Linked DNA regions of Homo sapiens: region 1 is linked to region 2. The links are chromatin loops, found by intact Hi-C in ENCODE. Cell type or tissue: HepG2. All regions are shown on one strand. Links, peaks and the distances in the headings refer to the core of each region. The heading gives the core; the rest is flanking DNA.

Evidence for each region. Hi-C counts contacts between places; a loop is a spot of excess contacts. Peaks named below come from ENCODE experiments on the same cell type or tissue, not always from the same donor. Only the 100,000 strongest peaks of a DNase experiment are listed, where the experiment ranks them.
Region 1: a loop joins it to region 2, with 15 times the contacts of the local background. A loop is called at or near these places in 4 of 110 quality-filtered maps.

What each region holds. Positions count from the first base shown.
Region 1 is chrX:66,722,621-66,738,552 of GRCh38, forward strand. No RefSeq gene overlaps it. Among named protein-coding and RNA genes, the nearest start is that of EDA2R, 92 kb to the left of the region's middle. In HepG2, for the core only: CTCF peaks have their summits at 6,556 and 8,973 (motif pointing left); no DNase peak of the experiment used is centred there.
Region 2 is chrX:65,980,447-65,996,378 of GRCh38, forward strand. No RefSeq gene overlaps it. Among named protein-coding and RNA genes, the nearest start is that of MIR223HG, 27 kb to the right of the region's middle. RefSeq lists an enhancer at 14,476-14,535. In HepG2, for the core only: a CTCF peak has its summit at 5,986 (motif pointing left); no DNase peak of the experiment used is centred there.

The sequences.
Region 1 (15,932 bases), core at 4,985-12,984, 740 kb after region 2:
ACCCACAGCCAATATCATACTGAATGGGCAAAAGCTGGAAGCATTCTCTTTGAAAATCGGCACAAGACAAGAATGCCCTCTCTCACCACTCCTATTCAACATAGTATTGGAAATTCTGGCCAGGGAAATCAGGCAAGAGAATGAAATAAAGGGCATTCAAATAGAAAAAGAGGAAGTTGAATTCTCCCTGTTTGCAGATGACATGACTATTTAGAAAACCCAATCGTCTCAGCCCCAAATCTCCTTAAGCTGATAAGCAAATTCAGCAAAGTCTCAGGATACAAAATCAATGTGCAAAAATCACAAGCATTCCTATACACCAATAATAGATAAACAGAGAGCCAAATCAGGAATGAACTTCCATTCACAATTGCTACAAAGATAATAAGATGTCTAGGAATACAACTTACAAGGGATGTGATAGACCTCTTCTAGGAGAACTACAAACCACAGCTCAAGGAAATAAGAGAGGACACAAATAAATGCTAAAAAATTCCAAGCTCATGGGTAGGAAGAATTAATATCATGAATATGGCCATACTTCCTAAAGTAATTTATAGATTCAACGCTATCCTCATCAAGATAACATTGAATTTCTTCATAGAATTAGATAAAACTACTTTAAATTTCATATGGAACCAAGAAACAGACCGTATAGCCAAGACAATCCTTAGCAAAAGAACAAAGCTGGAGGCATCATGCTACCTGACTTCAAACTATGCTACAAGGCTACAGTAACCAAAACAGCATGGTACTGGTACCAAAACAGATATATAGGCCAATAGAACAGAACAGAGGCCTCAGAAATAACACCACACATCTACAACCATCTGATCTTTGACAAAGCTGACAAGAACAAGCAATGGGGAATGGATTCCCTATTTAATAAATAGTGTTGGGAAAACTGTCTAGTCATATACAGAAAACTGAAACTGGACCCCTTCCTTACACCTTATACAAAAATTAACTCAAGATTGATTAAAGACTTACATGTGAGACCTGAAATTATAAAAAACCCTAGAAGAAAACCTAGGCAATACCATTCAGGACATAGGCATGGGCAAAGTCTTCATGACTAAAATACCCAAAGCAATGGCAACAAAAGACAAAATTGACAAATCAGACCTAATTCAACTAAAGAGCTTCTGCACAGCAAAAGAAGCTGTCATCAGAGTGAACAGGCAACCTACAGAACAGGAGAAAATTTTGGCAATCTCTCCATCTGACAATGGGCTAATAGCCAGAATCTTCAAAGAAAAAAAATTTACAGGAAACAAACAAACAGCCCCATAAAAAGTGGGTGAAGGATATGAAAGACACTTCTCAAAAGAAGACATTTATGCAGCCAATAAACATATGAAAAAAAGCTCATCATCACTGGTCATTAGAGAAATGCAAATCAAAACTACAATGAGAAGATACCATCTCACACCAGTTAGAATGGTGATCATTAAAAAGTCAGGAAACAACAGATGCTGGAGAAGATGTGGAGAAACAGGAACACTTTCACGCTTTTGGTAGGAGTGTAAATTACTTCAACCAATGTGAAAGACTGTGTGGCGATTCCTCAAGGATCTAGAACCAGAAATAACATTTGACCCAGCAATCCCATTACTGGTATATACCCAAAGGATTATAAATCATTCTACTATAAAGACACATGCACATGTATGTTTATTGCAGCACTATTCACAATAGCAAAGACTTGGAACCAACCCAAATGCCCATCAATGATAGGCTGGATAAAGAAAATGTGGTACGTGGAATACCATGCAGCCATACAAAGGAATGAGTTCATGTCCTTTGCAGGGACATGGATGAAACTGGAAACCATCATTCTCAGCAAACTAACACAGGAAGGGAAAACCAAACACCACATGTTCTCCCTCATAAGTGGGAGTTGAACAGTGAGAATACATGGAAACAGGGAGGGGAAACATCACATACTGGAGCCTGTCAGTTGTGGGGGGCAAGGGGAGGGAGAGCATTAGGACAAATACCTAATGCATGAGGGGCTTAAAACCTAGATGATGGGTTGATGGGTGCAGCAAACCACCATGGCACATGTATACCTGTGTAACAAACCTGCACATTCTGCACATGTATCCCAGAACTTAAAGCAAAATAAAAAAGGAAAACATGCTCAACATCACTAATCATTAGAGAAAAGCAAATGAGAACAACAATGAGGTACCATCTTATGCCAGTCAGAATGGCTATTAAAAAGTCAAAAAAACGACAGATATTGGCAAGGATGCAGAGAAAAAGGAATGCTTATACACTGGTGGAAATGTAAATTCGCAAAACCTGAACAAAAAACATTATGGAAATTTCTCAAAGTACTAAATATACAACTACCTATTACTCAGCAATCCCATTACTTGGTATCTTCCAAAAAGAAAATACATCATTGCATTAAAAAGATACCTGCACTTGCATGTCTATTGCAGCACTATTAAATAGTAAAGACATGGAATCAACCTAAGTGTCCATCAACAGAAGATTGAATAAAGAATGTATGGTATTTATATGCCATGGAATACTACTCAGCCATGAAAAAGAATAAAATCATGTCTTTTGCAACAACATGGATGAGACTGGAGGCCATTATCTTAAATAAAATAACTCTGAAAGAGAAAGTCAAATACCACATGTTCTCACTTATAAGTGGGAGCTAAATATTGTGTACACATGGGCACAGAGAGTGGAATAATAGACAGTGGAGACTCCAAAAAGTGGGAGGGTGGGAGACGGGTGAGGGATGAGAAATTATCTGTTGGGTACAATGTAAGCCATGCAGCCTTTCAAGTGATGGACACACTAAAAGCCCATACTCTACCATTTCTCAATATACCCATGTAACAAAATGCACTTGTGCCCCCTAAATCTACAAAAAAGCTTTTAAAAAGAAAACGGTAAAAAATAATTTAAAAAAAAACAATGTACATACATTAAAAAGAAACAACTTTGTGGGATTTCTATATTGGGGATGGCAAAGACAATAAAGAAAGGGGCTATGATGTTTCACAAAAAGAAATAGAGAATCAGAAATAAGCAGTGTCATGGCAGCCAAGAAAGGGATCTAGTAAAGTACCGTAGTAATTTAAACTAGGGACAGTGTACCTGGGTGGAGTCTTAGCTCTGCTATTTTTACTGGTTATTTGACATTAAACAAGTTACTTAATCTTAAATCTGCCTGTCTTATATGTAAAGAGAGGACACTAAGAGTACCTACCCCAAAGGCTATTGTGAAGATTAAATGCATTAATACATACAAAGCACTTAGTACAATATTTTGCACACAAGAAGCACCTAATAATTATTTACTAGTATTGTTCCCGGAATGAGGGGAAGGATTCTTTGAAAAAGTTTGGCAGTTACTGCAAAGCGAAGGAGACAGAAAAGGTAGGTACATTTTCTGTGTAAATTTATTGAAATCCATCCCCTTGTCCTCCCCATTGCCCCAGCTAGGCTCACTCAGGTCCTTATTATCTCTCTCCTGGGCTTGTTGGACATGGAGTGAAGCAAGTAAGACATGGGTTGAGGAATAGGAAGTAATTGTGTTTACCTGGAGAATTAGGCTAATTAGGGGTCAGGTTGAAGAGGAGTCTTGATTGCCTGGTGGGTCAGTTAAGACTTGATCCCATAAGCAATAGAGAGTTCTGTAGAATTTTGGAACAAAAAATAGTATTACAGAATTGTGTTTTAAGGAAAATTATCTTAGTGAAAGAAAGACTAGGCATGGGAAACTAATTAAGGGGCTTCCCAATAATCCAGGTAGAGATGAATAGTGCCTGACTAAATACTGAAGAAGGAAGAAAATGAAGCAAGAGATGTTGGGGAAATTGATGAGGTTTTGCAAAATCGTTTTTTTTTGTTTTTTTTTTTCTTTTTTTGAGACGAAGTTTCACTCTTGTTGCCCAGGCTGGAGCGAAATGGTACAATCTCGGCTCACTGCAACATCTGCCTCCTGGGTTCAAGTGATTCTCCTGCCTCAGCCTCCCAAGTACAGGCACCCGCCACCACGCCCGGCTGATTTTTTGTATATTTAGTAAAGACAGGGTTTCACCATGTTGACCAGGCTGGTCTTAAACTTTTTTTTTTTTTTTTTTTGAGATGGAGTCTCGCTCTGTCGCCCAGGCTGGAGTGCAGTGGCGCAATCTCGGCTCACTGCAAGCTCCACCTCCTGGGTTCACACCATTCTCCTGCCTCAGCCTCCTGAGTAGCTGGGACTACAGGCGCCTGCCACAGCGCCCGGCTAATTTTTTGTATTTTTAGTAGAGACCGGGTTTCTCCATTCACAGGATGGTCTCGATCTCCTGACCTTGTGATCCGCCCGCCTTGGCCTCCAAAAGTGCTGGGATTACAGGCACGAGGCAAATTCATTTATTATTCAATATCATTGGACACGTATTATATGCCAGGCATATTGAAAGGCACTGGGAAAGCAACACTCATTTAAGAAATATTTGTTGTGTATTTATTTGGGTATGAATAAATAAAGTTGGGGTGGACTCTATTGTAAGTACAGTATTAAGAACAGAGAATACTTTTAGAATCCTAGCAGACCAAAACAGAAAAGGCTCATGGAGATCCTCCCATATTAACCAATCTCCTTCCAATTTCATAAACTGAGACCACAGAGAGGTCAAGTGACTTGTCACAGAACTAATACAAAGGCAAAGCTTTAAATGTGAAACAGGTCTGATCTGATTTCCAGTCCAGTGCTCGGATTACTACTTCCAGATCTGAAGCTGGAAGGTGTTAATCAGGAAGACTACAGAGATGGAGATGGCAAGTATGAACAGCAAGAAACTGAGGGATCGGAAGAGGACGTCTTAAACTGGGGTTGTGTTTTTCTACATTCAGAACCCCAGAGTTTTGCAAACATTACAGCTAAAAAAAAAAAAAAAAAAGAAAAGAAAAAGGCAACATGAAAAAGACAACATTAGAAGGTCAAGGAATGGTGAATTGTAAGATGTGCATGCTAAAGCAGTGTATCCAGTCTTCGAAGGAAGTAGGTCAGGTTAGAAAGTTGTGATTTCTCCAGTGATTCTTTGCTTAACGACAGAGATACATTCTGAGAAGTGCACTGTTAGGTAATTTTGTCACTGTACTAACATCACAGCATGTACTATGATACAAACTTAGATGTCATAACCTAGGCTACATGGTATAGCCTATTGCTCCCAGGCTACAAACCTGTAAAGCATGTCATTGTACTGAATACTCTAGGCAATTGTAACACAATGGTAAGTATTTGTGTATCTAAACGTAGAAAAGGTACAGTAAAAATATGGTATGAATGATAAAAAAAGATACACTTCTATAGGGCATTTACTAATGAGTGGTGCTTACAGGACTAGACACAATTCTAGGTGAGTCAGTGAGTGGTGGGTGAAATGTGAGAGCCTGGGACATTACACTACTGTTGACTTCATAAACACTATAAACTTGAGCTAGGCTAAATTTTTTTTAAAAAGTTATTTCTTCAATAATAAATTTACCTTAGCTTACTGTAACTTTTTTTACTTTTTTAAAAACTTTTTGATTCATTTGTAATGAACACTTAGCTTAAAAGGGAAGCATATTGTATAGCTGTACACAATTTTTTCTTTATATCCTTATTTTTATAAGCTTTTTTTCTATTTCTTAAATTATCTTTTTCTTTCTTTCATTTTTCTTTCCTTTTTTTTTTTTTCACTTTTTAACTTTTTTGTTAAAAACCGAGACAGAAATATGCACATTAGCCTAGCCCTACACTGGATCAGGATCATCAAGATATCATTAGGCAGCCAGACGCGGTGGCTCATGCCTGTAATCCCAGCACTTTGGGAGGCCGAGGCAGGCGAATCACCTGAGGTCAAGAGTTCGAGACCAGCCTGGCCAACATGGTGAAAAACCATCTCTACTAAAGATACACACAAAAAAATTAGCCAGACGTGGTAGCGGGCGCCTGTAATCCCAGCTACACAGGAGGCTAAGGCAGGAGAATTGCTTGAACCTGGGAGGCAGAGGTTGCAGTGAGCCGAGATCGTGCCATTGCACTCCAATCTGGGGGACAAGAACAAAACTCTTTCTTAAAAACAAACAAAAAAAGATATAATTAGATTATAGAAATTTTTCAGCTCCAGTTCCATGGTAATCTTATGGGACTATCATCATATATGTGGTCCATCATTGACATCATTGATCCAAACGTCCTTATGCGGCTCATGATTATTTCCCTAGGACCACAGTCAGGGAGGAAAAAGATGTACTCCAGCGACCTCTGCTGAATTCCAAAGGCTGCGGCCATAGTTCCTGGTGACGCAGACAGTCTGATAAAAAACTAAAATGGCGGTGTCGCCCGTACACGTCGTGCAGCAGAGCATGACGGAAAGGACTCTGCTGGAACGACTGGCGGCACAGACTTAAGGCCGGACTCCACTCCCCACCCTCTGTAGTTGGGGCTTCATACCCCTGAGCTATGATGGCACCTTATTGTGAAAACGCCCTGAAAGTGCGAAGAGGTCTCTAAGCCACAGGTGTGGCGATGTTGTTGTCATTACCAGGGACATTCCAGTAGGCGGCGATAGAGGGCAGTATGAGTGCCGCAACCACGCCCTACTTTTTCTAGAGCTGGGTTGTTAAATGATAGGGTTTGATAGGGTTTGAGGCCGAGTCAGAGTTTAAGAATGGTGGAATTTAAACTTTAAAGCTAGGAGTTTTCATCTGAGATTCCTACCGGAAATACACAAGGGTTTGTAGCAGTGGTGAAGGTCAGGAAGTGAATTCCTTGAAATAGTATATAAAAATAAAAACGTAAATTTCTCTGCACTTGTAGGGAGAGAAGGTCCATAGCTTTCATCAAAGAATTTGGTGAATCCTTGCCTTAGGGGTTGGGGCTCCGGGCCAGGGACAACATAGTATAACAATAATGCAGAACTGTAGAGCCAGACTTTCTGGTTTCACATCTTTACCTCTCTAAATCCTTCCTATGTCATCTTAGGCAATGCACTTAACCTGTTTCAGACTCAGTTTCTTTATCTATAAAATGAAGATAACAGCTGTGCTGACTTTTTAATAGACATTCTGACTGGCATAAGATGGTACCTCGTTGTTTTCATTTGCTCTTCTCTGATGATTAGTGATGTTGAGCATGTTTTCCTTTTTTAATTTTACTTTAAGTTCTGGGATACATGTGCAGAATGTGCAGGTTTGTTACACAGGTATACATGTGCCATGGTGGTTTGCTGCACCCATCAACCCATCATCTAGGTTTTAAGCCCCTCATGCATTAGGTATTTGTCCTAATGCTCTCCCTCCTCTTCCCCCACCCCGACAGGCTCCAGTGTGTGATGTTTCCCTCCCTGTTTTCATGTGTTCTCACTGTTCAACTCCCACTTATGAGGGAGAACATGTGGTGTTTGGTTTTCTGCTCCTGTGTTAGTTTGCTGAGAATGATGGTTTCCAGTTTCATCCATGTCCCTGCAAAGGACATGGACTCATCCTTTTTTATGGCTGCATAGTATTGCATGGTGTGTATGTGCCACATTTTCTTTATCCAGTCTATCATTGATGGACATTTGGCTTGGTTCCAAGTCTTTGCTATTGTAAATAGTGTTGCAATAAACATACATGTGCATGTGTCTTTATAGTAGAATGATTTATAATCCTTTGAGTATATACCCAGTAATGGAATTGCTGGGTCAAATGTTATTTCTGGTTCTAGATACTTGAGGAATCACCACACTGTCTTCCACAATGGTTGAATTAATTTACACTCCCGATAACAGTGTAAAAGCGTTCATCCCATTCAAGACATAGGCATGGGCAAAGACTTCATGACTAAAACACCAAAAGCAATAGCAACAAAAGCCAGAATTTACAAATTGGATCTAATTAAACTAAAGAGCTTCTGCACAACAAAAGAAACTATCGTCAGAGTGAACAGGTAACCTACAGAATGGGATAAAATTTTTCCTATGTTTATGTTGGCCACTTATGTGCTTTCTTTTGAAAAATGTCTGTTCATGTATTTTGCCCACTTTTTAATTGGTTATTTGTGTTTGTTTCTTGTTCAGTTGTTTGAGCTCCTTGTAGATTCTGGATATTAGTCTTTTGTTGGATGCCTAATTTGCAAATATGTTATTCTATTCTGTAGGTTGTCTGTTTACTTCATTGATTAAGAAATTCCACAAAGTTTTGCTCTTCGTCTCTCTTTATGTACTTGAATAGACAACATCTATTAGCAGAGTGTGTGTCAGAGACAGCCCTTAGCACACTTATAAGGTTTATCTCATTGACTCTTTTCAGCATCTCTCTGAAGCATGTACTATTATTATCTCTATTTTACAGGTGAGAAAACCGATGGACAGAGAAATGAGGTAACTTGACTAACATCACACAGCTGGCAAAGAGCAGAGCTTCAATAGGAACTCAGGCAGTCTAATTCCAGAGGCCATACTCTTTTAGCCCATACATTTGTGTTGTTTTGCTTTGTGACTAAAAGCCAGACTCTAGATCTAGTTTTTCTGCTGAGTTCAAATTCCAGCATTACCACTTTCTAGTTGTGTGACTTTGGGCAAGTGACTTCACCTCTCTAAGCCTCAGTTTCCTCATTTGTGAAATGGAAGAACAATAGTAAGGCTGATGTGAAGATTAAATGAGTTATTTATGTAAAATACTTACAATAATGTTTGAAACCAGGTAAGTAGTATGTAAATGTCTCAGTTCCCCAGGCAAGATTGGTGGGAAATCAAAAGTCAGTCTTTTTTTTTTTTTTTTTCCTTGCAGCTTTCTAACATTACACAGAACTGCCAGGCTTAAACCAGGTTTAAGTAGTCCAGAAAAAAAAAATGGGTTATGTAGTCTTCAGCAGTCCCTCATGGCTGCCTTCTGGTGCTCACTGGTCATGTCCCAAGTGGTCCATTTCAAGGCTTTGTAATCCTTCAGTGCCAAGTCTCTAACAGGAGCTCACAATCTGATTTATTATGCTATACTGCCCCCTTCTGTGGATTATAGGTAATCAGTAACTATAGGGCTTACAGGCTGAGTTTCTCACATGCTTAATAAATGGTAGTGATTTTGTTTTATTAGCTTTAACGCTCACTCCTATTAGCGTGACTCCCAACCCTTAATGTTACCATGAGCAAACTAAAACAGGGAATAAGGGCATCTATCAAGGGCACATAAATAGTAAGTGATGGAAGTCTGGATTTGAATTCAAGCTTTGATAATTCTCACATTCCCAACTTTTAATTTTTATTGTATGTCTCTTTTTTAAATATTTCTGAATATGATCACATATAAGGACTGTCTATTTCCTACTTTAAAATCTTTTTCTCCTTTAGGAAGTCTTCCTGTATTCTGGCATATTATATTGTACTTCTATGTTGACTATTTTTAAGTTGTTTATGGAGGCGTGTATTATCCTCTATTTTTAGGTAGCTGAATAAAAAGAATGAGTTTTCCAATTCCTTGTTGAATTGGTTTCTAGAAAAAATGCCATTTAGTGAGAATATACTAAAATTCAAGAAACTCAGTTAAAAGGAGACTGGAGAAGAGCACTGAGATAAGTAACTCATGGACCCTGGTAAAGTATACTTGATAATAATAGGTGTTTAAAAAAGTCAACATCTCAAGAGCATGATTTATTTCTTATAAAAGATTACATCCCTCACAATCTAGCTCAATGCCTTATTTATAGTAAGAACTCAGGAAATATTTGTTGAATTGCCATTTAGAGTTTGCTGATAGGCTTCAGTCAATTTCAATCAAGTAATAATATATTTCCTCTGGATAGCTAGAAATGAAAATATTCTAATAAGAAAGATTTGCAGGTCATGAAAAATTTAACCTTTTACATGCAGACTTGTATCTTCATATTTTTAATAATAAGAATCACTGCAAAGTTAATAAGACAGTTCTGGGTTTTAATGTAGTAATAATAAATATGTAATGTTATTTGATTTTTCTTATTAAAGTGAGAGTCTTCTATAAGAATAATCATGAGGCATTGATAGAGGTGGAGTCAAAGATGTACATATAGCTTTGTGTGTCACAGCACTGATCAAATAATGAGTCTGAAGCTCATTATTATCATATATCATAACTTATTTTATTTATTAATGGTTTTGCCTCTCTTCTCTAAAAATTGAGAGAGATGTGGTTAAGTATAATATGGAAGACAGTAGCATAATTGTTTTCTATTTTGTAAACTTAATGGGTAAATCAAAAGCCAAGCAGCTGTTTAAAAAGTAATAATTTTATCTTTTAGAAAATCCTTATCAATATCAGATGTAAAGCAGTGTAATGAGAAGACCACTAAACTGGGAGTCAAAAGCATTTTATTCTGGTCCCAGCTCAACTTCTTGTTTGTGTGATCCCCTACTAGTTCCATGCTCTCCTCTCTGACCTTCAGTTTTCTCGTTTGTAAAATGAAGATTACAATGCCCATAAGGTTTTAGTGAGATTCAGTGAAACTGCTTTGTCAAAGTGTTGTACAAATTAGAAATAGTGTTATAGTAAGGCATCGGTAATGTTTTCTTTTTCTTGTCAAGAGTCTTCTAATGCTATCAGTTATTTTAACATCTGTAACATAAGACACCACATCAGTATCATTGTAAGCTTTAATCTACACTTGAATCACACCGGTATTAAGTCAATTGATGATATACAAAGGAGCAGTATCCATCATCACTCCAAAAAATTGTGCTGGTACATATTGGAGAGTGCTTGCTCTTAGCGTCCAAATTTATTTTTGTAAAAAAAAAAAAAACAGACATGCCTATAAACACAACACTAAGTTAAAAATTTCTATACGCCCTAGGTTTAATATGAAAGTCTACAGCCCTTTGCCTGTTTACTTCACTACAATGTAACAGCCTTTTTTCATTTCATAAATATCCTCTCATCTAATTCCACTCTAAATAACAGTGAGTTAGAACTATAATAATTCAAAACAGATTGCAAAGATAAATGCTTGAGAGGATGGAAACCCCATTCTCCATGATGTGCTTAGTTCACACTGTATGCCTGTATCAAAATATCACATTGCCCCATAAATACAAACACCTATTATGTACCCACAAAAATTTAAACAAATACTTAAGAAAACAGATTGCAAAACTAACAGGTGTACACAAGGAATACTAACATTACTATGTAACCATCATACCTTCTGATATCCACAGTATCCTTCCTATACTAACAATTTTGTACAGCTGTCTCTATAATACAAATAATTATAGAAATACAAGTTAATTGTACTTTAACACTGCAATCATGTAGAAAAGAATAAGTCTTTTGGATATTTTGTAGTTCTTTTTTCCTCCAGATGGAGATAGTCTGGTAAGACTCCTTGCTTCATGGTAGTAATCAAGGAAGGAAGTGTAAGAACTAAGACTTAAAGGATTAATTAAACATACATAATTGGAAGAAAAGACACTTCAGGCTGAGAGAGCAGTATATGCAAATGGCAATTTGGAGGGACAAGTAGGAGGGCAGGAAGGGGATTACCAACTCTAAGTTATAGGGGAACTGTGTGATATGAAGTTGAAGAGGTGGAATGGGACAAGGCCATGAGGGCCTCATACGCTATCCAAGGAGTTTGAATTTTATCTTTAAGGTAATGCGGAATCACTAATGTATTTTGAGTTATTAGTGTGTAAAAAAGGTCACTCTGGCTTCTTTGTAGAGATTGGTTAAGGAAAATTGAGAGCAGAGACAGGAAAACAAGATAAAAGGTTGTTGCAGTAACCCAGGCAAGAGATGTCATGTACCTCTACTAACAAAGTGGCAGGATAGGACTGACCAGACTTGGCAACAGTTCAGATGTGGGGGCAGCTCCCAGGTTTGTGACTTCAATGCCATGCCTTTTATCCAGTACTCATCACCTTTATGCAAATGATCTCCAACTATGTTTCCTGTAGCTTGGTCAAAATAATAGAACAGTCAACTTCAGTCAGCAGATGGCACATTAATCACTTGATTATTTCGGGTGGTTTCTCCATTGAACAACCTCTACCTCAGTGGATTGGCATTTTTTACTTAGCATAATTCCCTGTAGATTCATCAAAATTATCTTATGTAACTATAGTTCATTCCCTCTTATTGCTGAATAGTACTCCATAATTTATGTGTGCAGCACGGTTTGTTTAACCAGTTTGGGGTTATTACCAATGTAGCTAATATGAACCTTTATGTACAGTTTTCTATGTAGATATAAAGTTTCATTTATCTGGGGTAAATATTCAGGAGTCCAAATGCTATGTCATTTGGTAAATATATGCATAGGTTTTCTTTAAGTTTGTTTAACTGCCAGTCAGAGTTGGTTTATTTTTTTATATTCTCACAAGCCATATGGGAAAGATTCAATTTGTATCTTCACCAGCATCTGGTATTGTCATTATGTTTTTACTTTACCTTTACTGTTAGGTGTGTAGTGATATCACAGTAGAATTTTAATTTGCATTTACCTATTGCCCAATTATGCTAAACATATTTTTATGTGTGCATTTTAAAATATTTATTTATTTATTTACTTATTTATTTATTTTATAGAGACAGGGTCTAGCTGTGTCACCCAGGTTGGAGTGCACTGACATGATCATAGCTCACTGCAGCCTCAAATACCTGGGCACAAGCAATCCTTCCACTTCAGCCTCCTAAGTAACTAGTTCTACAGATGCACGCCATCACACCTGGTTAATTTTTTTTAAAAAATGTAGAGATAGGGTCTCTCTTTTTTGCCCAGGCTGGTCTTGAACTCCTGTCCTCAAGTGATCCTCCAACCTCAGCCTCTCAAAGTGCTGGAATTACAGGCATGAGCCACTGCATCTGGCTCATATATTCACTTTTTATCTGTTTATCCTCTTCAATAAAATGTCTCATCATGACTGTTACTCATTTTCTTTAAAATAATATTTTATATATTTTAAATGACATAAATTATACATATTAATGGGGTACATAGTGCCTTTCAGTAGATACAATGTATAGTGATCAAATCAGGATAATTAACATACCCATCACCTCAAGCATTTATCATTGATTTTGGTTGAAAACTTTCAAAATTCTCTCTTCTAGCCATTTAAAAATATGTAATAAATTATTCTTGGCTACAGACACCCTACAGTGCTATAGAACACTAGAATTTATTTCTACTTCTAGGTTAAATTTTGTATCCTTTAATCAATTGCTTCCTATCCCCTCTTCTCACTACACTTTCAGCTTCCAGTAACCACTATTCTACTCTTTACTTCTATGAGATCAACTTTTTTCGGTTCTGCATATGAGAGAAAACATGTATTATTTGTATTTCCCTCCCTGGCTTATTTCATTTAATGTAATGTCCTCCAGGCTCATCCATGTGGTCACCAATGAGAGGATTTCATTCTTTTTAAATGGCTGAATAGTATTCCATTCTGTATATATACCACATTTTTTTCTCTATGCATGTTGATGAATACTTACATTGATTCCATACCTTGGCTTCTATGAACAGTACTGCAGTAAACATGGTGGCATAATATCTCCTTCATATACTGATTTCCTTTACTTTGGGTATATACCCAGTAATGGGATGACTGGATCATATTTTATTTCTATTTTTAGTTTTTTTGAGGAATGGCCATACTGTTACCTATAATTCCTGTTCTAGTTTACATTCCCATGAACAGTATATAAAAGTTCCCTTTTCCTCATATACTCACCAGGAATTGTTAATTTTGGAATTTTTGACAATAGGCATTCTGACTGGAAAAATAAGATATCTCATTGTGGTTTTGACATACATTTCCCTGATGATTAATGATGTTGAAGAGGTTTTTTTTTTTTTCATATATTTGTTGTCCATTTGGATGTCTTCTTTAGAGAAATGTCCATTCAGATTACTTGCCCATTTTAAATTGAATTATTATTATTATTTGCTTTGGAATTGTTTGAGTTCCTTCTATATTCTGGATATGACTACCTTGTTGAATGAATAGTTTGCAAACATTTTCTTTCATTCTTCTCCACTCTAATGATTGTTTTCTTTGTAGTGAAGAAAACTTATAGTTTGATAGAATTCTATTTGTCTATTCTTGTTTTTGTTGCCTGTGCTTTGAGGTCATATTTATAAAATATTCAGGCACGGTGGCTCATACCTGTAATCTCAGCACTATGGGAGACTGAGGCAGGTGGATCACTTGACGTCAGGAGATCGAGACCAGCCTGGCCAATACAGTGACATCCCGTCTTTACTAAAAAATAAAAAATAAAAACAATTAGCTAGGTGTGATGGTACATGCCTGTAAACCCAGCTACTAGGGAGGCTGAGGTAGGAGAATCTCTTGAACCAGGGAGGTTGCAGTGAGCTGAGATTGTGCCTCTGCACTCCAGCCCGGGTGACAGAGTGAGACTCCATCTCAAAAAAAAAAAAAAAAAAAAAATCCCCAGACAAATGACCTGAAGATTTTTGAATTGATTTTTTATAAGGTAAAAGGTAGGTCTAGTTTCATTTTTTCTATGTGTGGATAACCAATTTTTCAGCACCATTTATTGAAGAGACTGTCTTTTTCCTAATGAAGGTTCTTGACACCTTTTTCGAAAGTCATTTAGTAGTAACTACATGGGTTTATTTCTGGGTTCTGTATTTTATTTTGTTGGCCTATGTCTGGTTTTTTTATGACAGTGCTGTGCTGTTGTAGTTACTATAGCTTTATAATATATTTTGATACCTGGTAATGCGATGCCTCCACCTTTGTTTTGTTTTTGTTTGTTTGTTTTTTGTTCAGGATTTCTAAGGCTATTCAGTGTCTTTTGTAGTTTCAAGAAATTTAGAAATGTTTTTCTTCTATTTCTGTGAAGAATGTTATTGGTAGTTTGATAGCGATTGCATTGAATCTGTAGATTGTTTTGGGTAGTATGGTTATTTTAATATGTTATTTCTTCAAGTCCATGAACATAGACTATATTTTCATTTTTTTTCGTACCCTTCAATTTCTTTCATCAGTATTTTACAGTTTGTCTTGTAGAGACCTTTCACCTCCTCAATTAAATTTATTCCTAGGTAATTTTTTTCTAGCTAGTATACATTGAATTGTTTTCCTGATTTCTTTTTCAGTTAATTCCTTTTTGGTGTATAAAATTGATACTGATTTCTGTATGATGATTTTCTATTCTGCAAATTTACTGAATTTGTTTATCAGTTTTAAGAGTTTTTTGGTGTAGTGTTTAGGTTTTCTATATATAAAATTATGCTATCTGCAATGAGTGACAATTTGACTTCCTCCTTTTTCAATTGGATTACCTTTATTTATTTATTTTGCTTAATTGCTCTGGCTAAGACTTTCAATATGATGATTCATAAGAGTAGTAAAAGTTGGCATCCTTGTCTTCCTCCAGTTCTTAGAAGAAAATCTTTGTGGCCTTTACTATGTTGAGATATATTTCTTTTACAACTAATTTGTGAAGTTTTTATAATGAAGGAATGTTGCATTTTATCTATTTTTCTTCATCTATTGAGGTGATCATATGGTTTTTATCCTTCATTCTGTTGATGTTATGTAACATGTTTGTTGATTTGTATATATTGAACTACCTTTACATCACTTGGGTAAATACAACTTGATCATGGTGTATTATCTTTTTGATGTGCTCTTGGATTTGGTTTGCTAGTGTTTTGTTGAGGATTGTTGCATCTATGTTCATCTGAGATATTGGTCTGTAGTTTTTGTTGTTGTTGTTGGGTTCTATCTGGTTCTGGTATAAGGGTTATGCTGGTTTCATAGAATGAGTTTAGAAGTATTTCCCCTTCAATTCTTTGGAACAGTTTAAGAAGAAGTGGTATTCATTCTTCTTTAAAAGTTTGGTGGAATTCAACAATTAAGTAATCTGTCCCTGGGCATTCCTTTCTTGGGAGACCTTTTGTTAATGATTAAATGTCATTAATCATTATGGGACTG
Region 2 (15,932 bases), core at 2,784-10,783:
ATGCTAATAGAAATTGTGTGCTGCCTCTCACACAACTCTGCTCTTCTTGCTATACAAAGATGATGTTATATATGATTTTACCTCTGTGTGTCTCATCATGATCCCCCCAATCCAACTCCACCACCACTGTTGTAGTTCAGATTTTTATCTTCTCTCACCTAGCCTATTGTTATAGGAACTGCATTTTCCTAATTGAAAATCTACCTAGCCACAGAATCTGACATGGAGACTAACACTTGAACTGAAATAAAAACAAACAGAACATATAAAATTAGGATTGCTTTGGAAAATTCAGACTAAACGAGGACCTTCATTGTTTATATAAATCCTTAGCCAACACAGTATCCACCTTTCATTTATTTATTTGAACACTCATTTATTCATTTCTTCAACATAGACTTATTGATCATCTATTAACTTTCATGAACTGTGGTAGGAACTGGATGGAGAAAGAATGAAGAAATAAAAAAGAAAAAAGTTATAGGATCTAAGGAACTGATAATTTCTCAGTGAGCATACACATTTAAACAAATTGTCTTTATTGACTTTTTAGTCTTTGGTGAGTTATCTAAATGCAGTTAACCAATAGATATTTGGAAATAGAGAAGAGACTCTGGAGTGATACAAAGCTAAAGGAAGAGACATGGGACTCCTTTGAAAATAAGTAAAAACTAATACAATAGGAATAATGGGAGGGCCAGGAAATAGGTTTAGAGAAAAGATGGGGGCCAAGGAGAGAACTTTGAGATGTGCCTACGTTTTCAAAAAGGGAATGCACCAGTAAAAGATAAAAGGTGCAGTCAGAAAAATTGGTGAATGACAGGGAAATGAACATTTATTGAGAGTCTATCACTTACTTGGGATTTTGTCCTTTTTTTTTTTAACTAACCCTATGCAACAGGGCTTTATCTGCCCCATTTTATACATGAGGAAACTGAAGTTCAGAGAGCCTAAATGACTTGCCTGACATCACAGGATAAACAGTAGGGATTTCATACCCCTACGTCCATTCTTAGAACTTATCTAATTTTTAGCCTGCTGTTAGAAGGAAGCTCACCTGTCTGGGTTCAAGACCTTGATAAGATATCCCAAAAACTCCATTAATTTGCTATCATACTCATTTCATTCTCTCTGACTTCCTTGGCCCAAGCACTAAGAGGTGTATGATTCAGGCATACTTATCCATGGTGCTAGTGAAATAACAGATTTAGGACGTGAATTTTATCCGGGGACCATAAGATCTTATTTTGTTTTTGAAAATGACCCTAGAAACTGTCTTTCAGATCACCACACATATAATTATGTGTGTGTGTGTGTGTTTGTGTGTGTGTGTGTGTGTCTACATTTGTTTATTGTGGGAGAAGTCAAGGAAGTCACCAAGATGGTCACCTGCACCAGATAAACATGGAATTCTGGAAGAAGAAAGAGAGAAACAGGAGAAATGTGCTAGAATAAGGGATCTTCAGATTCACAAGTGTTTCCTTTCCCAGAAGGCTTGGGGAATAAGCAAGAATGTTGAACAGCATTTGGTGTCATGGAAGGAGCAATCAATTTGGAATCAGAACTCAAATGTTCCTATCTTCTCTGTAACAAACGAGTGAACTGGGGTACATCTTGTCACTACTCTGAACTTCAATTTTCTCCCTATAAAATGGGGAAGAACAACTGATTTCCAAAGTTCCATATGAGGAAGAACCTGTTTAAAAATTTTGCTCACAATTGTATGGGATCCAGGTTCAGGGAACGTAGGGAATTTTTATCTTGGCTAGAATAACTCAGTCTCTGGTGCTCTTGTTAAACTGTGATGAGAATTTGGCTTAGATTTGCTTAAAAAACAAAAACATATCTGTCAGTTCAAGCCCTTGTATAGTATTTCACAGCCCCAATCGTCTCTATCCCTGCTCTTCCAAACAGCTCCATTTCTACTCCAAACCAATGTCTTAACATCGAGGCCTGGTAGTTTCTGGTACCCAGCTGCTTTTCCTCTGCCCAGCTCAGCCTCAATGCCCTCTGATCTCAGAGCTTCTGAAAGATGGCCTTTCAACTTCCACAAAGAAAACCACTGTCTGGAAATTATTATATATGTTTTATTTTCTTCTTTCTTTTACCCTTTGACAGCAGTAGGGAAGAAGGGGAAGAGACAAATGGAGGGAGTGGAGAAACTTTTCTCTGGGTAGTTACAAATTGCTTAGAGGTTTCAGAGAAGCTCATTGGTTATTATTCTTGTTGCTAAGACAAACGTTCCAGGCTATGAAAAGACTTATGCAAAAGCATACATGTTGGAGATGAAGATTAAACAACAAATGATGTCAGATGGAGGCCTGTTTATTCTCTAAAGTGAAGAATAATCACTTGTTAGCTAATGCAAGGCATGATGTCTTGATTACAGAGAATGTATTCAATTCTCACCAAATATCTTATGAGTTTAGGCCCAGGTCTGGCTCCAGATCTATGATCATGGACCAGTCACTTTTCCTCTTTGAGTCTCAGTCTCCTCAGGTATACAGTGAGATCTGGATCTTCCTTAGTGTTCCTTTTCAAACCAACATGCCAGAGACATATGTCAGATCTCTACTGTTAGAAGTCTCAGCCACAATGAAGACTGTTGACAGTTTTGAGATATGAGATGTAGAGGAGTTAAAAGAACATGGAACTTTAAGTACCTGGTCTTAGTTCTTACAATAGAAACTGGGTGACTGCAATTGCTACAAGAAGAATACAATACCAGCGAAGACAGCTAACAAGAGATGTGAAGGACCTCCTAATGAAATACAAACCACTGCTCAAGGAAATAAGAGAGGACACAAACAAATGGAAAAACATTCCACCCTCGTGGATAGGAAAAATCAATATTGTGAAAGTGGCCATACTGCCCAAAGTAATTTATAGATTCAATGCTATTCCCATGAAACTCCCATTGGCATTCTTCACAGAATTAGAAAAATCTACTTTAAAATTCATATGGAACCAAAAAAGTGCCCTTATAGCCAAGACGATCCTAAACAAAAAGAACAAAGCTGGAGGCATCACACTACCTGACTTCACACTATACGACAAGGCTACAGTAACCAAAACATCATGGTGCTGGTACCAAAAGAGACACATAGACCAATGGAACAGAATAGAGATCTCAGAAATAAGACCACACATGTACAACCATCTGATCTTCAATGAACCTGACAAAAACAAGCAATCAGGAAAGGATTCCGTATTTAATAAATGGTGCTGGGAAAACTGACTAGCCATATGCGGAAAACTGAAACTGGACCCCTTTCTTATACCTTACACAAAAATTAACTCAAGATGGATCAAAGACTTAAATGTAAAACCCAAAACCATAGAAAAAAATGTAAGCAATACCATTCAGGACATAGGCATGGGCAAAGACATCATGACGAAAACTCCAAAAGCAATTTCAACAAAAGCCAAAATTGACAAATGGGATCTAATTAAACTAAAGAGCTTCTGCACATCAAAATAAACTATCATCACAGTGAGAAGGCAACCTACAGAATGGGAGAAAATTTTTGCAATCTGCCCATCTGACAAAGGTCTAATATCCAGAATTTACAAGGAACTTAAATAAATTTAGAAGAAAATAAACAACCCCATTAAAAGTGGGCAAAGGACATGAACAGACACTTCTCAAAAGAAGACATTTATGCGGCCAAAAAACATATGAAAAAAATCTCAACATCATTGATCATTAGAGAATTGCAAATCGAAACCACAATGAGATACCATCTCACACCAGTCAGAATCACGATTATTAAAAAGTCAAGAAACAACATATGCTGGCAAGGCTGTGGAGAAATAGGAATGTTTTTACACCATTGGTGGGAATGTAAATTAGTTAAACCATTGTGGAAGACAGTGTGGTGATTCCTCAAGGATCTGAAACCAGAAATACCATTTGGCCCAACAATCCCATTACTGGGTATATACCCAAAGGAACAGAAATCATTCTGTTTTAATGATACATGCTCACATATGTTTATTGCAGCACTATTCACAATAGCAAATACATGAAATCAACCCAAATGCCCATCAATGGTAGCCTGGATAAAGAAAATGAGGTACATATATACCATGGAATACTATGCAGCCCAAACAAAACAAAACAAAACAAAACAAAACAAAACATGAGATAATGTCCTTTGCAGTAACATGGATCAACCTGGAAGCCATCATCCTCAGCAAACTAACACAGGAACAGAAAACCAAACACAGAATGTTCTCACTCATATGTGGGAGCTGAACAGTGAAAACACATGGACACAGGGAGGGAAACAACACACACGGGGTCCTGTCAGGAGGGTGGGGAGAGACGGCATCAGGATAAATAGCTAATGCATGCTGAGCTTAATACTTAGGTGATGAGTTGATAGGTACAGCAAACCACCATGGCACACGTTTACCTATGTAACAAACCTGCACGTTCTGCACATGTTTCCTGAAATTTAAAATATAATAATTTTTTTAAAAAGAAGAAAAAGAAACTGGTTGACTGAAAAAAACCCACTTCATTTCTCATAGTTTCCCTTTCTCATTTGTAGAACAAAGACTAGATAATCCTTAAAGTCTCTTCCAATCTGGAAACTCCGCAAATGCATAAACTTTCAATAACAAAGGCCCTGTTCCAGATGACATGGGGGCATAATTTGGTAAGACAAAATTCTTGCTCCCAAGCAACTTCACATTTAGTAGGGAAAATAGACATGTATTGTAATTGCCCCTCTTATCTCCTCTGGAATCCTTGGCCCAATTCACAAATCCTTGGCCCACTCTCCAATTAAAAACTCCCTTATAATGCCGCATTTTCTACTGGATAGAGTCAATACTTATTGACATGCTAAGTATTTGATAGAGCAGTTATCTGAAGATACACTCTCTGTCTTCTTATCTATCTCTTTTTTTTTTGGCATTCCAGTATGGCTCCAATCTAGCTTCCTCAATCCTTTGATGTGCCTTTGTTATCACGTAACATGCGCAAAACTAATGTGGTGTTATATATCTGTCATTCTCTAGTTTGACACTTAGATCCTGGAGAGCCAGAATTAAGCCTTAATCTTTTATGAGTCCTTCACATGGGAACTGATATAAAATATACAACCAATATATGTTAAGCAAAAGAATAAATAAGTAAATAAATTAAACAAATCTAACATAAGGTAGAATGTGATCAATGCCATAAGTGAAAGGCATAGATAAAGCACAGACGAGTCTCAAGCATCTGATAATTTGTGACTAGTAGAATTAGGAAAGCTTCTATGGGAATAATGTTGTGTGACAATGTCATTAAAGATAATTAAGGTTTCATCTCATGGAAGATTCCAATGGACGGAGCCAAGTCAAGTCAATAGAACTATGCAGAGGATATGTTCAGAGACTAGGGAACAGTCCAGCCTGGCTGCTCCACGGAGGTTGATGAAAGGGCAAAGAGGGACACTGGTAAAGTTTGTTGGTACCAGATTATAATAAACCTTTAGAACCAGGCTGAAAGTTTTGAATTTTCTTTAGGAGGCAATGAAGAGCACCAGGTGGCTTCTGAGCAGGTAAACACTGTAATCCAATGTGTGCTTGATGGAAAGGAGTAAAAACATGGTGCCCGGGAGGGTCTTAGAGTTTGTGTAGTGATGCAAGACAGCCTGACAGGCAAGAAGACAGACTCTAGACCCTGCTGTGAGGAGGAAGAAGTGTGGCATTCCAGCATGTTTATGAGAACTCAAACACATTGTAACTTAGTGATAGACGCTAACAATCTCAAGCAGCCTTATTCTAACAAATAATGACTCACTCTTACCATTTGTGAATACTAGGCAGCTGTGGCTCTTATATATGTCAGTCATCTGGGGTGCGACATACCAAACCTAACAGGGGATTCACAGTTCTGACTGAGCTCCATCAGGACTGGCTCCTGTGTGACCTGGCCCATCCAGTTGTGGGTTGTTCCCTTTGTTACTAGGGAAAATTTCCCTGCGTTAACATTGCCCTCTAGTGGTTTTTGTTTCCTACAACCGGAGGTACACTTACCCCAACCTTAAACTTTTCCCTTTCTCAGAGATTGCAGTTTTCTTTTCTGTCTCTTTGTTTTCTCTTTCATCTCTACCTTCTCTTATTTCTCCCTCCCTTATTCCATGCAGTGGAGTGAGTGAAGCAGACAGGCCTAGAGAGAATTAGCCCAGTGTTACAGATAAGGAAACTGAGGCTTAGAAATGTGAAGTTAATTTGCTCTACACATTCAGCTACAAAGCATCTTAACTACAAAGTGACTGGATTAGAATTCAAACCATATATCTGAACTTGGAATTCTGGTTTTTATCCAATTCACTTTCCTCCCTTCTTCCTTTCTGTTCTCCCTCATTCCATCTCTCCCTTTTCATTCACCCTCCCTTCCATAAATGCCAGTTGACAATTCTGTGGTAGGAATAGTGTTAAGACATAGAAATAAATAGATACTGTCTTTGAGGGAACTCCCAGTCTCTTATGACAGAGAGACAAAAATAATTATAACCCAATGTGATTATATTGTTGATAGAGTCATGTTGGATGTGCTGGATCATCAAGGATATAGGGTAATTTACCTGTTATAGAAGAGGGAGAAGGGAAGATTATTTCAGGACAAGGAACCAGTCAGCACTAAGGTATAGGTATGGGGAAATAATAAGACATTTTCAGATAAAGAGTAAGGGGATGAAGGAGTTGGGGGAGTGGGGCCTGGAGCCAGATTGTGGCAGCCTTTGTGTGCCAGGCAGAGTATTCTGGACTTTAGCCTCATTCTCTCTTTTTACACAATTTCTGAAGCTTATAAGTAAATACATTTTCTAGGCTATTACCATACCCCCACATACTAAGTTGTTTAGTTTATTTGTCAAGCAGGCCAAAAAATAACAAAATAAACTATTTTTAAGCCTGTCCAGGGGTATAATATGAGTCCAAGACCAAATGGGAATGAAACCCTGGTCTCCTGCCTTCTAGGCCTTCGGATGATAAAAATGAGGAGGGGGAGAAAGGTGGAGAAATTAACTGAAAAATAATGGGATAGATTCCAGACATCTGGACCAGCCTCAAACAAATCAACATGCAGACTATGTCCTGTTTGCTCTGCCTTCCTCTTTACTTACAGGCCTAGAGATTGGGTAGGAAGCAAATGTTTGTTTATCAAAGTATATTTATCCACTGACCTCCAGAATATTTTCAGGGATGGTTGCTGTTCCATGAAAAACATGCAGGTCACAATACATTGGCCTCAAATCACACAGGTATTCTCATAATACTTCCAAATAGTGCTCCTTCTTTCCCCACATCTTATTTGGGTGCATGTATTAATAATTATCAGCCTCCTAACTTTACTTCCTCACATGTATAAGGCTTCCCTTGAACAAAGACTTCTCACGAGCGTTGGGTTCTTCGGCAACCCTAGGAGAGAAGTAAGGAGGTGAAATCAGGTCCTCATTTTTCAGAAGAAGAAACAAAGGTTCAGAGATGAACTTGCCCCCAACTAGGGGAAGGAGGCAGAGTAGGATTCCAAGTTCAGTGCTTTTGCTACCAGTTCCTGTTAGGAAGTGTACTTAAAGAAGCACTAAAGCCACAAGCTTAGTGAAGGCTCATTAACAACACTTTCATTAGCATACTTCATGGTTAATTTCCATTTCCTGCACAATTTCTCCAGACTCAGGGTCCTGAGAGCTAGAGGAGTCACACTGAGCCATTGTTCTGGTCAGTGTGACATGTTTCCATTCTGAGCCAAATTTTCAATAAAGGTCCTCTTTTTTTTTTTTTTTTTTTTTTTTTTTTTCCAGACAGAGTCTCATTCCCTCACCTAGGTTGAAGTGCAGTGGTGCGATCTGGGCTCATTGCAACCTCTGCCTCCTGGGTTTAAGCAATTCTCCTGCCTCTGGCTCCCAAGTAGCTGGGACTACAGGCATGCACCACCATGCCTGGCTAATTTTTGTATTTTCAGTAGAGACAAGGTTTCGCCATATTAGCCAGGCTGGACTCAAACTCTTGACCTCAAGTGATCTTCCCGCCTCAGCCTCCCAAAGTGCTGGGATTATAGGCATAAGCCACTGCACCCAGTCAAAGGTCATTCTTACTCTACAAAATAGGGTTATTCGGGAATAAAGAGAACCCTCGGAAATGCATGGCAAGTTGAACAACATTTATGCTTATGGATTCAGGAACTGGAAATATACCAAATAATTAATGTAGTTTTTCTTACCAGATAAAACAGTCCTTGCAGCTTCTTCTGCCATTAGCTGCTTTTCTTTGATAACTGACTTTCTCTTTGTCTGATGACAGGGGATGAACCTCAATTTTATATATATATATATATATATATACACACACACATATTTATTTATATATATAATTTTCCTTTAAATCTTCACAAAACACTATGAGTTAGGTGTGTAGCATTATTATCCTTTTTAACAGATGAGGAAACTGAGGCCCAAAAAGGTTAAATTGCTTGCACAGCATCATATGGTTTGTAAGTGGCAGATCTGAACCCAGACAGTCTGATTTTAGAGCCAGTATACTAAGGTGCCATTCATTTTGTCTTGCTTTTAATTTCAGCATTCAGGGCCTTTCACTCCTTACATCTTGCCCCAGTCAGTTACCCTAGGGAACTAGGTTTATTCCATTCCTTATATCTTTGCTTAAGCCGCAACCCCCACCCCACCCTCACCTGTGCAGCGATTTGGAGGTTTAATTCAAAGTTCTCCACAAAGCCTTTTCTTAATACTCCAAAACACCTACATTTTTATCATGGTTAGCACGGAATACTCGAATGCCTTTTCATTGTCTCTTTTTATTCAGGGATAAATATCTTTTCAATTCTATTTTCACTGTTTCAAGAGCAGAGACACTTCTTTGGTGACACTCACATACCTTTAGTGCAATATCTAGGCACATATTTCAAATGAATCTATTTTCCAAATGTAAATAAATACGGGTTTGACAATAGGTCACATTATCTGAATCTGGAATAAATGGTCCCAGTCCACAGGGTAGACTTTGGCTTGTGTAACAAACACTGGCTCAATTAAATAATTATTTGCCTTATCAGTTAATCATCTCAAGCTTACCAGAATGTTATCAGCAGATTGAACTACAATATTAAGTGTTTACTACATGCCAAGCACTGCACTGGGCAATATTAAAAATCCTTTTTATAAAAAACCCTCACACCATCCCTGAGAATGAATTCCCACTTACAGAATTAGATAATTTTTATGACTTGCATGCAAAAGCACTGTTACATGTCAGGACACTTTCCATGGCAACAGGTCTCACCAGGGTCAATCTTTAATGGGAGTTCTCCAAAGCAGAAGAGTTGAATTCTCTTAGTATGGAAGGGTAAGAATTCTAAGCTCATCTCCTTCTAAACAGTTGCAGACTAAGCTGGTGCCTTATTATAAATTAGAACTAAGGTTGGAAGAGGACTTTTAGTGGAATCATTAAACTAGCAAAAGGGCCTGAGGGGTTTTTTGTTTGTTTGTTTGTTTGTTTTTTATTAAGTGCTTTAGAGAAGGAGAGATAAAGAGAAGGATAGATAGGAAGGTGTAATTTAACTTATTTAAAGACTCTTTATAAAGGAAATTATTTAAGAATTATCTAGACAGATAAATGATAGATAGATGATAGATATTTTAATGGATCACATTAAAATGTTCTGATGAGTGGCTAAATAAGTGTGGTATAACTAAATAAGTGTGGTAAGAGATATTATGCAGCCATTAAAAGCCATGGCTTCAAAGAATATTTAGCAACATGGGGAAACGTCAATTTTATGGTGTTAAGTGAATAAAGGAGAACACAAAATAGTATGAAAAGTAAGATCTCAATTAGGATGAAACAAAATACACACGCACACTCAAAAAAAGGTCTAGAAAGAAAAGCATCAAAAATATTAACTGTGATTGCCTCTGGGTTATAGGATTATGATGGATTGTTTTTCTTTACATATATTTTGCTCCCTATCCTTTCAAAGTTTTCTGCTCCCAGCAAGTTTTAATTCTGTAATAGCAAGGGAAAATATAAGTATTTTTTAAAAAAGAAAGGTTTGTGTGTGTACGTTTGCCTGGGAGTAAGGGTAGAAAAATACCAAGAGTGGATAAAGAAAATAGGATTATTCCTGGGGCTAGGAAACAGGGAGCTGAAAGAGAAGGAATAGGTTAGAGTAGCTCACTGAAAGTTAGAAGTAGCTATTTAGAAGACTCAGAGCTTCTTTGTTGCTTTTCAGAAGGAATTTAGAACCTGTAATGGATGTGTTGGAAATTATTTTTCTGTATTTGTATGTTCTGTTAACAGTGGGGGCTGAGGAGAGAGGGAATGGGTGTCTGGGTAAGGTGATTGCAGTGGGAAGTACACTGAAGGAGCCTCAAGCACAAGTTCAACTTTAGGGCAGGGATTTGGATGTAGTTCTGCCACTCCCACTCCAGTCCCCATGCTCTGTACAGGACCTGACAGAATAAGCTGTTCAGTGTTTGCTGACCAGAACTTTGAGTAGCACAGAGACAAAGGCCCTTCTACCCAGAGCAGAGATTTCCATCTAGCCATCTAGGATTTTCCTCTGCTTCACTTTGTGTGTGTGTGTTAAGGGAGGGTAGGGGTGGGGAGTGCTATTTCCTTATTTAGGCAAACTCAGTGACTATCATACTGTTTAAACTTATTATTTTTATTATAAAGACATTACATATTTATTATAGAAAAATGCAAAAATGCAGGTAAGTAAATTTTAAAAATAAAATTATCTACAATTCTACCACCATCACGACCCAAAGATAAACCTGCAAACATTTTGGTGTACATTCCTTCAGACATTTTTCTGTGTGTATATTTATTCTTTTTTAGAAAATTTTTCTACCAAGTTTTTTACTCTTGAAATGTGTATATTTATTCTTATAATATGATCATGCTGTTTTGTAAGCTATTTCTTTTCACTTAGCAATTTAATATAAACATCTTTCCAGGTTATTTAATATTTTTATTTTTGGATATTTTAAAAGTCACTTTTAGGTACTCAAATAATACATTATCCTTGTAAAATTTGAAATATACAAAACTTACAGATAAGATTAATGTCACTTTTGATCACCTGTCATACCCCTACCTCAATCCTGGTCCCCTCCCCACTTATGAGAAATAACCACTATTATTATCTGTCATGTATTCTTATATGTGGTTCTCTAAAGATTTCCATACACATACATGTATTCATAGGAGATGTATGACATTATTTTGGGTGGTAGGTATGGTGTTTATCTTCTGTATAAATGGTATCATACTGTACATATTAATCTGAAACTTGCTTTTTTATTCAATAACATGAATATCTAGATATATCTCATTCTATTTAACCAATGCATAGTATTGTGTAGTATAGATACATCATTGTTTATTCAATCATGTCACTATTGATGTAGATTTAAGTCATATCCAATTTTTCACTATTACAAATAGCATTGGAGTAAATATTTTTGTCATGACTCCTTGTGCATATGTGTGAGAATGTTCCTTTAGTATAGACAGCAAGGAGAAAAATTAGTAGGTCATAGGATGTATATTTTTTATTATATTGCTTTAAAAAATCTTTAAAGATGTATTTGATTTAGACCAACATATTCAGAATACTGTTTCAACTGATAATATAAAAATGAAATACATTTTTTGTAATAAATGTGGAAATTTTCAAATACATGTTTTAAAAGTACAAAATTTTATAATGAACCCACATACATACTAAAAATTAGATTCAACAATTATCAATACACGGCCAATCTTGTTTCATTTATACTCTATTTACACTCCCCCTGGAATACATTGGATTACCCTGAAGCAAGTCATATCATTTGGATGCACATTTTAAAATTTAGTATATCTTGAAAAAGTGTCTCCAGAATGATTGTTCCAATTTATACTTTCATCAGCAGTGTTTCAGATTACCTATTTTCCATGCCTTTGCCAAACTTAAAACTATTTAAATTTTTTGCTAATCAGAAAGAGCATTTTATTTTTTCAATTTGCATTTCTCTGACTATTAGCAAAATTGGGCATCTTTTCAGATCCTTAACAAATATTTGTATTTCTCCTTCTGCAAACTGCCTGTTCAAATCCTTTGCCCATTTTTCCACTTTGGTTATCCTTTTCGCCCACTTTTCTACCTTGTTGTTTTTTAATCACATTAGATGTTTATAAATGAAATGCCACTAAGTAAATATGCACAGTGTTAGCTTGTGTTAACATTCTGAATGTTATTAGGAAAGTGGGCTTTACTTGGCATCCATTTTATTCATATATTTGTTGAATGCCTGGTACCTGCCAAACTCCTGAGGATACAATGTTGAGCAAAAGAGAGATAGTTCCTTTCCCGTTGAAACTGATAATCAGCCAAGTCGGCAAGATGAACATTGATTAAACAATCACACATATAAATACACTATTACAAATAGTTATAAGTGTTGTGAAAGAAAAGTACCTTGAACAAAAAGCTTGAGGTAGCCGGGCCGCTGGATCGTTGGGTATACTGGACTAGAGAAAGGGTGAGTAGCAGATGCTCTTATTCAAAGGGCCATAGCCAATAAGAAAGGGTCTCATCTCTGATACTCCTTCCCTAAGGAATATTAGCTTTGGGATCACAATCTGCTTGAAAGATAATCTTTTATGAAATGGAGTAAGCTATAAAAACACTGGCCAAACACTTCAATATTAATCTCTGGCCAAAAATGCAGAGGTAGAGACTATCCTCTGTATCCCCAATGGCTTGTAATCCCAGTGCCACAATTGCTCTAGGAAAACCACAAGAAACGTGATGGATAGGCCAAGTGTCTTCTAAAGAAACATGGAAAGCTATGACTTGGGGAAATCTAGTGGGACTGTGCACTCCATTAGAGCACTATCAACCCCGGCAAGAGCAGCAAAAGAAACATTAGCAACATCAAAACCAGAGCAATGGAAAGAATATCAAGGTCCAGAAGAACAAAAGCAACAACATAAACAAGAGTGAAAATAACATGAACCACATCAACAGGCCGTATCAGAAGAGAGGATGATACAGACAGCACCTCAGACTTTTTGTACCTACTCTTTCAAGAAGACAGTAACACTATGCTCAAGAAAACTCACCACCTCAGAATTCTTCAGAAACCACCTTCAACCTCAAGAAATGTATTAATAGAATGGAGAATAAAGTGTGGTCTCAGAGTGTGATCTATCACATTCCAATTGATTCACTGGAGAGACATCATTCACCATGAAAAATATCACAATACTGAGCAAGAACTGCTTGAAATAATTATATAAGGACAGATCCACAGAATTTGGGGAAGTGGTCCAGTTAATCTATTTTGTACCCCAATGTTTCCACCCTTTTCATGATTGACTATGAGATCCCCACCTAGGCTTGGAACCCAGGAAAGCCTTTCTAAGGCCAAAAAGGGTTTGGACTGCGGGTTGCTACTTACAATGCTTTATAACAAAACAGAATGGCCTTTACTTGAATTGACTAGTTATTTTAAGCTCCCAAAGCTAGAGAGGCATGAGAACATAAGATCCTCAATTATTTAGAATTCATGGCTCCTGATATGGCTCAAGACTGGGTGACAAACAGGGTTGGGCTGTGATGACTCTGGAGGCTAGGGCTGCTCCAGAGGGAGGTTTGAACACACAGCCATCTGTAGGGAAATGTGGGGGCGGGGGCTGTCTCACTTTGTCAGTGTTCTTCTCGGAGTGTGTTGCCTAGAAGGGAAAGTATTCTATTTGTGATCTGGCCAATGCTAAGTAGAGCAGGATTGTCACCTCCCTGGTTCTGAACACTGCATTTTTATGATTACTGTTAAAGATAGCATTAGGTTTTTGCCACCCTACCTCATAACTGACACATATTGAGCTCACTGTCCTCCCAAATCCCTAGACTGTACTACACTTGCTGCTTCTAAGCCACATCTTCTCCATCCTGGATGTGTATGTGTGTGTGTGTGTGTGTGTGTGTGTGTGTAGCAAGAAGGAGAGAACCGGGAAGAATTCAGAACTGAGTAAGAACTTCTGATCCAGAGGGGTTCAAACAAATTAATCAAGTGTTTTTACCAATAGATGACTACAGGCAGGGAGTAGGCCTCAGAGGGAGATCACCATAAGTTCAAGGTCTGAATTCAACTTGGTGAGACCAGAAACTTAATTATCACCTCATCTAGAATTGGTCAGGCACAGGGAAACTAATTTCCATTCTCCAGAAACAAAGTTGAATTACCCACACCTGTTATTCATCCAAGCTGCCCTGTCCTAGGGTGAGTCTGCTCAGATGTCAGACTTGAGAGCACAGGGGTGTTTGAAGAATGGAAAAGTAAGGCAAAATGGCTTGGATGGCATTCTGGAACATTTTCTTAAAGCTAGGGTAGCTGGATGAATTAGCTTTTAGGAGACTTCTGTCTCTGTGGAGCAGGTTGATCCATAGACTCAGTGGCCCCTCTCTTTGAAGAGTGTCAGAGGAACATTAACATATTCTTTTGTTTTTGTCTCCTCTTTCTCTAACCTCCATGGAGACACCTCCACCCACCAGCCAGCCAATCACTCTTCTGTTATGACAACACAACAGTAACCTCAGCCAAGTCACAACATAATTGAGTAGGTTTCTGTTTTCTGTACACCAAATTCTATTCCTCCTATATCTTACTAAAGATTGGACTTGGGACACAACGTGGTGCCTTGATGGAGACTTGAGACACATCCAATTCCCATCTCATTAGTAATATGTGTCCAAATTCTTTCTCAGGCTCAACTCTTTCTGCAAAGGGCTGAGCTCATAGGTTCCTTGTTGATTTGGATTTGGTCAGTTTGCAAGAGCCGTGTGGTCTAACTTGACCTCTCCGTGAGCAACTAGAGGAGGTGGGGTTGGATGGAGGGTGTGCCTCTTGTGGGATTTGGCACATTATCACAATAACTATCCAAGGCTCAACTCAGAACTGATAATAATCAGCTCTTACATATCATTTAATGTAGTCACCATAAGATATCAATGAGATATATATTGTCTCCCTGTTTGTGAATAATAATAAAACCAATGTTCAGAGAGAGAAAGGACTTTGTTTAAGTTACATGACTAATTATGAGCAGAGCTGAATCCAGGTCTCTTAATTAAGAATCCAGAACTTTTCTGCTTTTTCCTGTGTCTTTACCTAAAAATTGGTAGGAACTCCCATCAATGCTACTCTTGCCAGGGCTTTCCTGTTTCTGACCATTTCTGGTGACCTCACAGAGGGGAGAAACCTGCCAGTGACAAAATCACTTGCCACCTTTCCCAGACATAAAGTAGAAGATACAGGAAGCTGGCTTCACTGCTCAAGCTCTGCTGCCCATGAAGTGACCCGGTCATAGTGGTTAAAGAGGAGGAGAAAGACCATACTAGACACTAAGAAGACCTCCCTTTGCCAGGAAGGGCAGGCCTAAGAAGGGCATCAGTGGACAGAGAACTTAAAAAATGGCCTTTGTGTGTACTACTTTTCTAGGGCTACAATAACAAAATGCCACACACTGGGTGGCTTAAACAATAGAAATTTATTTTCTCACAGTTCTGGAGGCCAGAAGTCCAAGATTAGGTGTCAGCCAGTTTGTTTTTTTCTGATACCTCTCTTGTTGGCTTGCAGATGGCCACCTTCTCATTGTGTTCTCAAATGGTCTGCTCTGTGCCTGTGCATCCTTGGCTTCTTTTTGTGCCCCAATTTTTTCTTGTTATAAAGATAACAGTCAGATTGCATTAGGGACTACCCTAACAACCTCATTTTAACTTAATAACCTCTTTAAAGGCCCTGCCTCCAAATACAGTTACATTCTGATGTACTAGGGGTTAGGGTTTCAACATATGAATTTGGGCAGCGGAACACTGTCCTTTGTTTCTTAGCACATGGGCTGAAACTAGTTAACTTTTTAGGCCT